Linked DNA regions of Mus musculus: all the other regions are linked to region 3. A link is a loop called in an ENCODE intact Hi-C map of the cell type or tissue named here. Cell type or tissue: heart. All regions are shown on one strand.

Region 1 (5,000 bases), 240 kb after region 3:
AGAAGAAGAAAGGCATACGAGGGCGGCATGTGAGGTAGCTGTCTTGAGGTAATTGTTATTTCGTTTCTCATTTTATCACTGTTTAGTCAGCAGAACAATGACTCCCACATAGTCTAATGTCTTCTCAGGAAAGTACCACAACCAGGTTCATTGTTTGTAAGAAAGAGAGACACTTCTTGCCACTCACTCACAGGGACTCTAATGAAAGGCCCCGCTCCGTTTCCGTGCGCGAGTTTCTTAATCTCTAGGGAAGGGATTCCCTGCCTGTGGGTTGGGGAAGACATCAACAAAAGCATCCAGCACAAAGAGGATCGCACCATAAATGGTCCTGACGACAGTCGGATGTGACAGTTGCTATCAGAAACTATCCCAGTTAAGGACTGAGACAGACAATAGAGTTTAGGGAGTTGCTTTTTTTCTTTTAATTTGGTGTTTTGTTTTGTTAAGACAGTGTCTCAGTCTGTAGCCCTGACTAGCTTACCATATGGCCCAGGATGACTCTGAATTTAAGATCTTCCTACCTCAGCCTCCCAAGTGTAGGCTGATAGGCACACACAGCCATGCGTGGCATAATAGAATTATTAGAAACTGATGGTATTTTCTACTTCCACCTTCTGCCATAACTGTGTCTATTCAAGTCCTCATGCATGGTGATTCGGGGCTCAGCTGAGGATCCAAGAGCGATTACGTGGTGCCCATGATCCCTGCTTTCTTCAGCTGCAGGGGCAACAGTGAACTCCTCTAGGATGGCTAAGTTACAAAGACAGTTCACATTCCACCATTGATTAATGAAAGCAGAAGGGTTAGGGGAGACAAAGTTCTGTGGTCCGCAGTTTGACCCAGCCCTGGGAACAATACACACCATCGATGCATGGAAGGAATCCTCATTTGCGTAAGTGACTATAACTAGGAATTTTTTTACAACTAAAACATGTATCTCAAGGTTTAGCTTGAGGAAGGAAAAGGAAAAACAGGAAAACTTAGGAGGAATTGAGTGTTCCTGGCCCTTTTCCTACACCAGTACCACCCTTGTTCCCCCAGCCCCAGATGAAATTTTATTTTTCAGTTCCCAGCAACTTCAGATTAGGCTACTGTTGAGTTCAGACAATAAAACCCAAAGTACAGTGCCTTGACATGCTGAGTACATTCAATTAAAGGAATTAAATTAACTAAAGGAATTGAAGGACTTAAAGCTGCTCTCAATAGAATTCGTCCCAACCTTCCACCAAGCGCAGGGAGATTTCTCTGAAGTTCCCTGTACACACGGCATTGCCCACCGAGGGCAAGGAGAAGGCAGGGCTCATCCAGGACAGTCTCAGTGACTTGTGTCCCAGGTGTGAGCGACCAACTGTCATGGCTTCTGAGAGATAGGAAGACAGCACAACCACTCAAAAAAGGGAAGCCGCCAACTGAAAGAAGTCTTTTTGGTCCCACCCACCCACAGCATTTCAGTCTGCGGACATCAACTTTCAAATGAAAATAAACAGCCAGAGCGGTGCAGAGTCAGCAGATACAGTCCCCGGGGGGCTAAAACAACAGGGTGAGTGGCAGGAAGCCTAAGGGCCAGGAAAACCAAACAAACAAAGATGGACGACTTCTCACGAGCCACCCAAACTCCAGAGTCCGGCGGTTCCTGTATCGGCCCAGCACGGAGGTCTGCCCCAGGTCTCTTATCAATATTAAGCCGCTGGCAAGAGTTCCTCGTCTTCCTTTTAAACAGGCAGAGTCCCTGTTGTGTTCAGCACAGAACACGGGATCTAAAGGACTTGGCAAACGGCAGCCACACAGCGAGAACCGTGAATGCGAACACTTAGGGAAAAATACACGGAGGCAAATGTGGCACTGGTTAAATCCCTCCATGTTTGTGCAGCTTTAACTACCAGTGCCTCCAGACAGAGTGCTTACGTAGCAGCACGCATGAGGCCCTAGGATTGGTCTTCAGCATTGAATATATGTGTGTGTGTGTGTGTGTGTGTGTGTGTGTGTGCACGCGCGTGCGCACTTGCAGAAGCATGGTGTGACCACCCTTGCTGGCATCCTGTGTGTTCTAGCCTGATGATAAAATCAACTATTTTCCTGAATTTGTTTATTCCATATAACATACTTTTATTTAAAAAAAAAAAAATAGATGCCTATTCACTTTTACCTTAAGCATTAGCTGAACAACCTATAATCTGTAGACCATAATGAATATGATATAACTAGCACAAAGTCAAAACCCCACACCAGAAATTCACTGTTCTATCCTTCTAAAAACGTTCTGTGGGATCTTTTCAGAGATTTGGACTTTCTGTTGTAAACTCAGAGGACAGCAAGGTCATTAGGCTTGTTTCTATTTTAGTTTTGTTTTTGATACACAGCCCTACTGTGTAGAGCAGGCTGACCTCAAAATGGTGATCCTCCAACCTTAGCTTCCCAAGTGCTGGGATTACAGATATGTGTGAGCAAATTAAGCAAGCAAGTAAGAATATCAATGTTGGGTTGAGTGTGGTGGTACACACCTGTAATATCAGCACTTGGGATGTAGAAACACGAGGATCAGGAGTTCAAGGTCAGCCTCAGGTATATAACAAGTTTGAGGACTACCTGGCCTACATGAGACTCTGTTGAGGAGGGGAGGGGAGGGGAAGGGGAAGGGGGAGGGGAAGAGGCAATGTTGGGACAGTGTCTTATTTAATCCATTTAGAAAGCAGTATGTACAATACTGGAAAACTTGAAATCCAGCCACACTAATAGATTGCTCCTAAAAAGGAGGGAGGGATCAGGAGAAATGGATCAGTGGTTAGGAGCACTTGCTCTTGCAGGGGATCCCAGTTGGGGTCCCAGTACTGGCATGGTGGCTCACAACTATCCATGCTTCCAGTTCCAGGGGATCTGGTGCCCTCTTCTGGCCTCCATGCGTGCAGGCAAACACTGATCCACATAAAATAAATACAATCTTTAACAATAAAAATTTGGGCTCAAGAGATGGCGCAGCAGTTAAGAGCACTGGTTGCTCTTACAGAGGACCCTGTTTCGTTTCCCAGCACCCAGATGGTTGCTCACAGCCATCTGTAATCCAGAGGGTCTGATGCCCTCTTCTGGCTTCCTTCAGCAGAAGGCACGCACATGGTATGACTACATACATGCAAGCAAAGCATACATACACATACAATAAAAACAAAAGAAATAATTTTAAAAGGAGGAGAGGAAGATAAAATATTATCCAACAATGTGTATCAAGAGCCAGTCAGGCAAGAATGTTCATCCAGAAATTCTGTTTTTAATGAAATTCCCTTTTAAACAGTAACTAGCAGGATGCTGTGGGGAGATAACAAGGCAAGTGTGATTGCTTGAAGCACAGTACTGGTCTGGTCTGGTCTGGTCTGGTCTGGTCTGATTTGGTTTGGTTGTTGTTAGGAATCAGAGGAACTGGGAATCAAACCCAGGGTGTCACCCACAATAGGCAAACTCTCTCCCTCTGAGCTGCAGCCCTAAAGTAGGTACTGAAGTAGCCATAAGAACATTACTTTCAGGGCTAGAGAGATGGCTCAGTGATTAAGAGCGCTGGCTATTCTTCCAGAGGACCTGGGTTTGAGCCCCCAATACCCACATGGTAGCTCACAACTGTGGCTAACTCCAGTTTCAGGGGATCCAATGCCCTCTTCAAGCCTCTATGGTTACTATATTTGCATGGTACACACAGACACTGTATTTACAAGTAGACTGCTACAAAGACCCTAGACCAATGGTTCTCAACCTTCCTAATGCCGTGACCCTTTAATACCATTCTTCATGTGGTGACCTTCAACAATAAAATTATTTCGCTGCTACTTCATACTTTTAATTTTGCTACTATTATGAATAGTAATGTAGATACCTGATATGCAGAATATCTGCTATGTGACCCCCAAAGGGGTCTCAACCCACAGGCTGAGAAGGACGGCCCTAGAAGAAACAGAGGCTCTAAGAATGGTGCTACTTACTAACTACAGAAACAGTCCCGAAAACTGTACCAGTGAGGACCTGGCGTGATGGGTCATATAGAAACAGTACACATGAAACTGGGGGCAAATAGATAGAAACATAGCAAGGGTTTAAAGGCTTAGGGGACAACTGAATTAGATGTGTTTTCCTCTTTCTATCACTGAGACTTTGAGGATCACCAACATTTTTGGTTTCCTTTGCTTGCTGAGACGGGACCTCTACACGTATCGTACACTGGCCCTGAAGTCACTGCGTAGTCTAAGCCGTCTTGCACTTGTGGTAACCTCCCTGCCTCAACCTCCCAGTTGCAGAGATTACAGCCACCAAGCCTGACCTACCAATACCTTTTAAAGGGGTGGTCTGTATCCTAGAGTGCCCTGAAATTTCTCCCAGAAACTGGCTGGCCCAGCCTGGGGAATGTCAATCAGAGAACTGGGGCTGTCCCCAGGTCCAGCTGAGGCAATGCCCCAGTCCTAGCTTCCTCCTCTCCCATCCCCAAGGCAGCTCACTGTCACTGGGGACTGTCACCTGGGGTTCCAGACTAAGACAGAGCTCCTGCCTTCCACAGTCCTGCCCAGGATGTGGGCTTCATTCTCAGTCTCAGAAGGCAAAGGCCCACAAGAGAAAAAAAAGTCATGGAATAGTTTCCTTCTGATCTGCAGATCACACAATCTAAGACACACAGGTCATTGCTCCAGCTCCTTCGTCACCGAGGGGCTTGTGGGGTAAACAGTTGCTGGAGGGCAACCATGCTGGCCATTTCAGGCCTTCCCTGCAATCAGATGGAATGCAAAGCAGGTACCCTGCCGGCCTGTGACTTTAATGTCCCTTTGTTCATTCCCTGACTAATCGCCCTGATTTGCTCACAGAACCTAATACAGTCATGTGTTACTTGATGGCAGGCATACTTCTGAGAGCTGTGTGAGGAGGTTATTTTGTGGTTGTGCAAACACACTGGAATGTAGCTGCTCAAAGCTAGAGCTAGTCCTGATTGGAGGCTGCACATGGTCCCTCATGAGGCATGGTGGCGGCTA
Region 2 (5,000 bases), 300 kb after region 3:
GAATTTGGACCATAAGAATCTCTCACGTGTCCACACGTTGGACACTTGGTCCCCAATCTGTGGCACTTTTGAGAGGTGATAGAATCTTTAGGAGATGAGACTTGGAGGAAACTAGGTCATTGAATAAACGAACAGTAACAATCATGGGTGGCACATTGGGACCCCAGCCCTCGTTCTCTTTCCTTTTGCTTCTTGGCCACCATGAAGTATACCAATCTCCTTAATCATTGCTGCCTTCATAACGTGCTTTATTGCTACAGGCCCAAAGCAGTGGGGCCAAGTGTTCATCAGTGAAATCATGAACTCGAATACAGCTGATCACCTCGGGTGTTTTGTCTAAGTGACTGAAAGCTGACTAATATTCCTTTTCAATATGGTACTCGCCAGCCTCATGTATGGACTGGCACTTTAAATATGACTGAAGTCGCTGAGGAAATCCATTATACTTCAGTTAATTCTACTTTCAGTCAAATAACTGCGTGTATCCAGTATTGGATAGCTCAATTCTAGTCCTTGAGAACAGTGGTAACCAGGACCAATAAAGAAAGACCTTTAGTTTCACCAAGCTTCTTTTAATTAAAGACACAGAAACTAAACAAAGTTTAGATAAATAAATGGCACGATAAATATGGTTTGGGAATCAACGATTAGCAGAGGCCTCTTTGGGAAGATGAGATTTGAAGCAATGAAAAATGTCTGGGCAGTTCTTAAGGGTTTTGTTTCTGTTTTTGTTGTTGTTGTTGTTGCTGCTGCTGCTGTTATTGTTGTTGTTTTCCATTTATTTTGGCTAGAGGAGGAGACGGGGCGGGGGGGGCAGTTGATCCTTGGGACTAGCACATAGTAGACAAGCATCCTACCACTGAGCTATGCCTTCACCCTGAGATCTGGGGTGCTGAAGAAGCTCTCTTTAGCCACAGCCTCTCCAAATCTCAGACTGTTTCTGCCAGAAATTACCTGAAGCTTTCTCTCCTTTTAAATAGCCCACTCCATTCCCCCTGGCAACTATGACTACATCCATGACGGCTCCTCTCTTCTCTGAGCTGCTAGGATGCTGGTCACCAGCACCACACAGTGTATAACCAAAGCTCAAGTTTGGGTCATTCAATCGCTCAACCCTTTTTTTTTTTTTTTTTCTTACATGTGTTTGTTAACAAACGCTTAATGTTTGGTCTCCAACAAAATAATAAATGTTTTATCTTTTTTCCTTACTAAGCACATACTAGGCTTACGCTTCAATGATGCTCCTGCTTTCTCTCATTTACTTCCAAAACCAAGGGAAGGAACTCAGAGCTCTCCTGCTTCGTTTCCTTTTCCAGTTTGACAGTGACACTGTGCAGGTGGGGACACCGTTCCCACCAGGAATCTTCGTGGCTCCAAAGTGGTTTATTCTACTCATGCCCTACAGAACACAAAAAATCAAAGCCCTGAACCCCAGAGTAGACAACGAAGATTACTTTCCAAACAAGTCGAGGTGAAATAAAATTCAACATAATAAGCAAGCCGGGAACACGGGCTGGTGCCTGTGATGGCTGCCTCAGGAGGCTGAGGCAGGAGAGTCACCTGAGCCCAGGAGTTCCAGAGCAGCTTGAGCGACATGATGGGACAAAAAAAAAAAAAAAAAAAAAAAGAGAAGGTTTACCTTTAAGCCATAATAAAAAAATAAAAACATGTTCACAGCACTTTAGTTCTAGGTCAGCCTGGGCTATAAAGTAAGACCCTGGACACGCCAGGGTGGGAAGCAGGAAAGAAGAAAGGGAGGGAACAGAATATGATTTTGTTGATGACAGGGACCCTAAAAATATAAACTGTATTAACAAAATAGTCCATCATTTTAGTGTATCATAGTATTATTAAAGTGATCAAAAAATCAGATAAAAGTTAGCTGTAGGATATGTGGTAAGGCTTTTTTAGGGGCTGGAGAGCTGGTGCATCAGTTGAGAGTACTGACTGCTCTCCCACAACACACAGCACCCACTTGTCAGCTCAAACTATCTGTAACTCCAGATGACAACTAATATCAGCTTAGACCTAAGGAATCCAGTGCTCTCTTCTGTCCTCTATGGACACCAGCGCATTCATAGTACACAGACATGCATGTAGACAAAACACCCACACACAAACAAGAAAAATAAATCAAATAAGTAAATCTCAAAAGGGTTTTTTTTTTCGCCTGAAGACTCATAAATATCTGTTTCATAACAATAAAAAACTTACTTAAGAGAGTAAACTACAGCCAGGCAGTAGTGGGACACTCCTTTAATCACATCAAGCAGATCTGTGAGTTCAAGGTCATCCTGGTCTAGAGAGAGAGTTCCAGGGCAGCCAGAGCCATACAGAGAAACACTGAAGAGAGAAGGGGGGTGAGGAGGGGGAGAGAGGGAGAGAGAACATAATCTAATAGATCTCATTTGTCAACATCTGCTGCTGACTATGGTGTCAAGAACTCTGTACAACATGTTCGTCATACTTGGAAAAACAGGCTGTCAAGATTCAGTTCTATTTTTGTCTGCCTATTTTCAAAAATGAAGGCAGGAACCGATTCCCCTGACTTTAAAGAGCTGGGTGGGCTCTTGAGCATCCTGCTACACTTGGGAATAAACATGACGCCTAAGGGAATTTAGTTGTAAATACAGCCTCTGTCTCGAGGTTAAATCTCCTGCGCCCCCTGGCAGCAGTTCAGGGAGAGGGAAAGAGAGGGTGGGTCGTGTGACTTCAGGCCTTTTCTCAGTCACCTCTGTCACAGCACTCTCCTATGGCTTGGCTCTCTCTGTCTGACGTCAGGCTGGAGGACAGGGAGGGGCTTTGGATGCTTTGTGATTTCCGGATCCCAAGGACATTCAAGTCTCTCTTGACCGCTTGGACCAAACCTCCAGAAGGACTCTCCGGAGCATTTAAACTAACCCCTGTGACTGGGAAGAACCCTTTGCCCCTTTGCCTCCCTTCCCGGTGGTGGCCTGCTTTGCCACCCTCTCCTGTGGGAGTCTTGCTGACCCAGGTGAACCTGTCCTCTTGAACTGGAGTCACATGATCCCAGTGGGCTCCCAAGCGTTCCTCATCTGGGTTCACTTTAAAAACTCTGAATTTTGCTGATCTCAGCATAGCAACATCCCCTGCCTTTGGTGTCTTTACTGAGCAAGCACTCACTCACTCACTCACTCACAGCCCCGCCCCCTGCCCCACTCTTCCCCCGACCCCCACCCCCACCCCAGCTACTTTTTTTTTTTTTAGCCCTGCAGTTTTTTTTTTCTGCTTTTTAGATTTTTCCAAAGTCAAATATGATCATCGCTCTGTGTCCCAAACCACAGCTCTGAGTGGTCGTGAGTGGTATAGTCAGCACTTCACACTGTCAGATCCAACCAAGCACAAGGGCGTGTATATTTTGGAAAAAAAAAAAAAAAAAAAAAAAAAAAAAAAAACCACATTTGTAAGGAACGCATACAGACTTTCCTCTTGTAACTGCTCCCTCAACAATCAGTGTAACAACTATTCCCACAGCGTTGGCATTGTTGTGGGTACTGGAAATAACCTGATGGATATGCATCGGTTTTACGAAACTGCTACTCGTTTTACTTAAAAGCCTTGTGCATCTATGGATTTAGGCATTTGCACCCTGATCCACCACTACTTCCAAATCCATGTCAGAATCCTAACTAGAAAACCAGCTAGCTTTACGTCCTCTTCCATGGCCACGTGGCCTTAGCCTGCATTCTGTTCTTCCTCATCAAACTAATATACACCCTTTTGTATTCTCCCTTCCACGTGTTATACTGGACCCAGTGTAGACTCCACACCTTCAGAATGGCTATTTTTAAGTGCGTAGAACAGTGGTTCTCAACCTGTGGGTCGTGACCCCTTGGTCTTAAATGACCTTTTCATAGGCATCAAATATCAGATATCGGGCAGGTCAAATTTTTCCAATTCAACTCACAGCAGTATGAAGTATCAATGAATAATGTTATGGTTGGAGGTCACCACAACATGAAGAACTGTACTAATGGGTTGCAGCATTGGGAAGGTTGAGAACCACTGGTCTAGCTCATTAAGATGGATAAACTTTGAGTCTGGCTGATCTCAATTTATGATATATTTTCATTATAATAATGTTTAGCGTTTTGTTTTTTAAAGAAACAAATCCTAATCAGCAAAACTTTGTCACAATTTTTGTGTGCACATTTTCAGGTGTGTGTGTGTGTGTGTGTGTGTGTGTGTGTGTGTGTGCATGTGAATGTATAGCTAGCTGTGCACCTGAGTGTGGAAGTCAATCACTCTCTACCTTGTTTTTTCTAGTTTTCACCTCTGCCCCCAGCACCAGGGATACATACACATCCCTGAACTGACATTTATGTTTCCTGGTAACCCAAACTCAAATCCTCAAGCTCATGCGTCAAGCACTTCACCTACTGAGCCATCTCCTCAGATTCAAAGTTGGGTATTTTTTCTCCCAAACAAAACCAAGATACTTTACTGCCATCTTCTGGACGATTTTTTTTTTTTTTTACTATTGTTAGAACCTAGTGGGGAAACCCCCACTCCATTCCCTATTTGGCGTGCACCCAAAAAATCACAAAGGACCATCTTGATGGTCCTTAATTACATGAGGTCGTTTAATTACAGAGCTCCGGACCGACTTGCATCCCACACAGGAGATAACAGATGTCGGCCCCGAGGCGCGAAAGCTAGGGGTTTTTATGGGGTAAGGGGCTTAGGGGTGTGGAATTCAGCATAGCGACACACTATTGGCTTATTCAAACATCAGCAGAAAAATTACATGTACGTGCAGGGTGTCAGAGTTCTGTGAGTTGTTGACTCAGTTTAGATAGCCCTGTTATGTCCTCACATTCCTCTTTATCTTATGGTCAAGCTGTTCCCAGGAATATTTTAACTACGGGGCATACCCAGGTTTGTTTTTCTTTTTTCTCAGCCCCAGGCAGCCTCTAGGCTCACAAACAACCAGCAATTTCTGAGTACTTTATATGACTTATAGGTCTTGAAATTTCATC
Region 3 (5,000 bases):
CTCTGTTCCAGCCATCCCTCCTTGTTTCTTGTTTTCTCACCAACTAGACCAGAGGCTCCTCTAGGGTAAGAAATGCTAAATTTATTTGTGTATGTGTATTCTCCAGAGGGGGAGAGGGGAGAGGGAAGGAGAAGGGAGGGGAAGAGAGGCAAGGAGAAGGGAGAAGGGAGGAGAAGGGAGGACAGGGGGACAGAGGAAGCTAGAAAAGAGCTAGGAAGGGCTTGATGGAGATTCTCTTCAAATGAGGCTATACGTGCATCTGATTAGCAGATCTTAAGAAAGAGTTTATGTACCCCTTGTTGCACGTTGCCTTTGTAAGGTGAGCACTGGAGCTAAACCATACTCTTTTCATCCCAGCTCCCCCACGTTTTCCTGTTTCAACGCTTGGGCCCACGAGGAGCTCAGTACCAGTGGGAACACAGCGGGAAGGGAACAGGACTCATGGACCTGCAGTGGATCCGCTCACCTTTGTCTCAGTCATGTGTGGAAACTAACCAGGTAGAGAATAGTTTTTGACTTGGCTTTAAGCAGAATCCCACGGCATCTTCTAGGTTGGCCGTGAATGGAGGGAACAGCAAGGCCAGACCGTGGTGAGGGGTGAGCAGGGGCCTCTGAAGCAGCTATTGATGATTAACCAGTGAGGATCGCTGACCACTGCACCTTGTCACATTCACGTGTCTGGACAGGTGAGGGCTGCTTTGCCCTGGTCAATACTGAGAACATAAACCCTCGTTCGTTACTGCTCAGCTGGACTTTCCTGGTGATACTGAAAGCCCTTAGGAGGTAAAACGGCTAATGTTTAGGCTACTTAGTATCTTAATTCTATAGTTGTTTATTATATAGTTTGCTATATAGTTGTATATATATGTGTGTGTGTCTGTGTGTGTCTGTGTGTGTCTGTGTGTGTCTGTGTGTGTCTGTGTGTGCACACACGCACAACCACACCCATAAAATTATACAACTTGCCATTTTGATGGATGACTGCTTGCCTGCTCCCTTCTGGGGCCATCTCTTGAATCCTGGGAAGGTTGCTCTGAACGCAACCTTCACATTTCTGACTCATAAATCAAATGTAGGTGATGGCAGAGAATGTTTCAGAACAAGAAAAGGCTTGCGAGTGTCTGGAGCCCCTGTCCTTCCACTTGACAAGTTTCCAGGCAAGATGGGCCCATCGATCGCCTCTGGAAGAGACGTCAGCCCCTGTCATCAGCCCCTTGGGTTCTATATGCTTTTCCTGAGTTTGCTACTGAACCATTAATCCTATGGGCGTGATTAATAAATCCTATTCAGCTCTTCCCAAAATAGCCGTTGGAAACCGGAGGGCCTCTGGCTCCCTGGATAGTTAATAATGCCTCACATTTGATAGTGGAATGCCATGGCAGAAATGGCTTCTCTGGGCCCTGCCAGTCTGCGTGGGTGATTATTATATGGGATATGCTTTCACCACAACTTCAGTTGTTCTTTTGTTTGTTTTGAGTCAGCTTCTTCGGCCCAGGCTGGCCTTGACCTTCCTGTGTGGCTTAGGATGGTGTGAATTAATGCCCTGTGACTTCAGTGCCAGCATAGCAGGCTGTACCTCTGACCGGGTGTCTTTATTCACTCCCCAGCCTGCTGTAAGTGACAAGGTTTCCTCCATTTTGTACTTTTTATTTTTATTTTCGAGACAGAGTTTCTCTTTGTAGCCTTGGCTGTCCTGTAACTCACTTTGTAGACCAGGCTGGCCTCGAACTCAGAAATCCGCTTGCCTCTGCCTCCCGAGTGCTGGGATTAAAGGCATGTGCCACCACGCCCGGCCTACTTTATATTTTTAAAAGTTTTAACACATAAGGTGTTCTGGTGAAACCAAAGAGGCCATGTCTCAGCTGCATACACACGGTGGAAGAGGCCAGTCCCAGTGCCATGTCTGGATGAACAGGGGCTCTTGCGGGCACATTGCTGTGCCTCTTCGGTGGTTATTTAAGCAGACCATGGAAGAATTACAGAGATTCTTTTAAACATGTTTGTGTCAAATGCACACATAGATTACTCTGAAATGAAGCAACCATAGCTGCCTCTGCTGACCAGCAGTAAACATTCTTTCCTACTAAATATTAAATTCTGTGTATTATAGTGGCTAGTCATCATGGAAATTCTCCATTATCCACAGAGGAGCCAATGGGATTTCTGTATTCTAATTTTTGCGACAATGGTATTGTGCCCTATGTTATTTTTAATTGTTTTTGGAGCAAGCTGGGGGATGGAACTCCAAGAAAGAAAGAAAGAAAGAAAGAAAGAAAGAAAGAAAGAAGGGAGGGAGGGAGGGAGGGAGGGAAGGAAGGAAGGAAGGAAGGAAGGAAGGAAGGAAGGAAGGAAGAAAGGAAGGAAGGAAGGAAGGAAGGAAGAAAGAAGCCTCATGTGCTATTTTAGAATATAGTCAGGATTGACAATGGATTGTTGGTTCTTTGTTATATTATATTTGATAGACAATAGTAATTCAGTGTTAAACATTTGTCTACCGTGGTCTGAATTTAAGGTTTGTTTCCTGGGGACCACTGACTATGGTTAGGCTTTTGCTCCCAAGGCCCTGGTTACAGTGTGTTCTGCAAACCACAAATCCCTTTCGAGGACTCTAATATTTGGTCTTAAGATTCAGAATAGAACTTATGTGGTAGTCATTCTCTTAAAACTCTCCTTAAACTGCTTGAGAGGAATTTCTGCTTTAGGGGGAAAATGTCCTTAAAGGAAAGATGGGCAAATAAATCTCAGAGCCACAAAACCCCAAAAGCTTGCAATACCCAGTATGCACAGTAGATGGCACTGTTTAGACTCGCTCAGAGGCCCTGTATTGGGAGAAAAATCTTACATTTTATTTTTCTAGTTTAGTGTTGCCCTCTTGATCTCCGGAGTGAGGCTGGGAAATAAACTTATTTCTTCTTACCCTCTCCCCGTCCCTCTTTCCTATCCCCTCTCTTCTTCCTTAAGCAGGCATGAAACAAAAAGAAGAGAATATCAGAATGTATTGCTCTTAATAAGGGTAGGTAATGCTTTGTGAGATATTTGCACATATGGACTACCAGTTCCGGTGTAAAGTGCCCTTCTTCTTGCCTCACCTTCTACCTTGTTTGAGACAGGCTGGCTGCTCAGCGGGCTTCCAGGATGTCTCCTGTCCCTGCTCTCTACTTTGCGGTAGGAGCACTGGGATTTCATAGGTTCTGGGGATCCCAAGGTGAGCCTTGCTTGCATAGAAAGTAACTTACACACTGGACCGTCTTCTCAGCCTCTTCCTGGACACCTTCAGTGTGAAAGTTTGCATTGGATAATTGAACTCTGAGAAGAGACAGCAAATGATGAAGATTTGGGTCATCTCCTGGATTTGAAATGAATGTATTGGGGAGAAGTTTAGTGTACTAGGCTATTGCTGATCGCAATTTGGGGATCCTGTGTGGATGTAGCTTACAGGTGTGGAAATGGCACTGAGCAGTTTGCAGAGTCTTGGCATTGCCATTGGAAGGGACCATTCATCTTTCCCAACAATTCCGTGATGAGCTCGCAGCCTACTGGGTGCTCAGATTTGGATTTGGATTTTTTTTTTTTTGAAACAGAGTCTGTCTATGTAGCTGTGGATGTTCAGGAACTCTCTGTGTAGACCAGGCTGGCTTCAAACTCACAGAGATTCTCTTGCTTCTGCCTCCCAAGTGCTGGAATTAAAGGTATGTACCACCATAACTGGCCTCTTGCTAGGCTTTTGAAAGATGTTTTTTTTTTTTTAAAGATTTATTTATTTATTATGTGTAAGTACACTGTAGCTGTCTTCAGACCCTCCAGAAGAGGGAGGGAGTCAGATCTCATTACGGATGGTTGTGAGCCACCATGTGGTTGCTGGGATTTGAACTTCGGACCTTTGGAAGAGCAGTCGGGTGCTCTTACCCACTGAGCCATCTCACCAGCCCCTTGAAAGATGTTTTGTGTGTGTGTGTGTGTGTGTGTGTGTGTGTGTGTGTGTGTTTGCTTATGATTTATCAAAGGAAAAGATGTTGCAGATGTAACATGGCTAAGTTTAGATTGTGTGATAGAAACACACACACACACACACACACACACACACACACACACACACGAAGGAATCTCTGGGTGTAAAGCCATGCAGGTTAGTATGCTAATCATTTCTGCAGAATTGAGGGTTCCTACTCTCGAAGATGCTTCATGCTTATCTCATTGCAGGAGTCCATGAAGGAAGTTCCTTCCCTCTTGCATGCTTTCTTGCTTTTTTCCTAAGACAAGTCTTTATTTTGACATCCCTGACTACCTGGAACTCACCGTGTAGACCAGGCTGACCTAGAACTTATTATAGTGCTTCCCTCTACAGCTTCAGCCTCCCAAATCCTGGGTTTATAAATGTGTGTTAGCAATCTAGCCTTTCAACAGACATAGAAACAAAGTTAAGAATCAGAGAGCTGGGCAGAGTCTGGCCATCAAAGCCTGAGGACATGATTAGGATCCACAGCACCTGTGAAATACTGCTGTGGCATCGGACTTTTATAATCCAGAGCCAGTGAGGGGAGAAGGCGGATCCTTGGAGCTCAATTGGCTAGCCAGTCTCACTGGATTGATCATCTCACTCTCCCTTTCCCTCTTCCTCTCCCTCTCTCCCTCTTCCCTAACCCCTCTCCCCTTGCCTCCTCCCTCCCCCTCTCCCTTGCCTCCTCTCCCCCTTTTCCTCTCCCTTTCCATTCCCTCTCTCCCCGCCCCAGCTTCCTGGCACCCAAGAAGTGAGCGTGTCCAGTGACCACCACCATGATGCTCTCTGCTTGCTGCGCATCCTGTGAAACTTCTCCCCCCTTCACTAACTGAGGATCCACAGCAGTTAATGGTTGGTGAGGTAGGGAGCGGCATTTTCTTTAGTGGAGTAGCTACTGGTAAGTCTCCCATGTTCATGTGACCTTATAAACGTATAGCCACATTCCTGTAAGTAATGCTTATGTGATTCATTCATTCACACATGCAAACAATAACAATAACCC

What was found. Peaks named below come from ENCODE experiments on the same cell type or tissue, not always from the same donor. Only the 100,000 strongest peaks of a DNase experiment are listed, where the experiment ranks them.
Region 1: it touches region 3 in a loop (5-fold over the local background); 9 of 42 quality-filtered maps call a loop at or near these places.
Region 2: it touches region 3 in a loop (14-fold over the local background); 14 of 42 quality-filtered maps call a loop at or near these places.

Annotation. Positions count from the first base shown.
Region 1 is chr14:57,343,458-57,348,457 of GRCm38, forward strand. All of the region lies in intron 3 of Cryl1 (crystallin, lambda 1), which reads right to left. Among named protein-coding and RNA genes, the nearest start is that of Gm23593, 12 kb to the left of the region's middle. In heart, a CTCF peak has its summit at 2,890 (motif pointing left); a DNase peak (open chromatin) is centred at 1,764; H3K4me3 peaks cover 736 bases; H3K27ac peaks cover 2,413 bases.
Region 2 is chr14:57,404,869-57,409,868 of GRCm38, forward strand. No RefSeq gene overlaps it. Among named protein-coding and RNA genes, the nearest start is that of Cryl1, 8.9 kb to the left of the region's middle. In heart, CTCF peaks have their summits at 2,663 and 4,463 (motif pointing left); a DNase peak (open chromatin) is centred at 2,773; H3K4me3 peaks cover 636 bases; H3K27ac peaks cover 801 bases.
Region 3 is chr14:57,106,601-57,111,600 of GRCm38, forward strand. Gm32912 (a long non-coding RNA gene) reads left to right here. Exons shown (of 5, transcript XR_383459.4): 1 at 1-65; 2 at 358-498; 3 at 687-783; 4 at 4,731-5,000. Among named protein-coding and RNA genes, the nearest start is that of Gjb2, 4.4 kb to the left of the region's middle. In heart, a CTCF peak has its summit at 2,787 (motif pointing right); no DNase peak of the experiment used is centred here; H3K27me3 peaks cover 3,290 bases.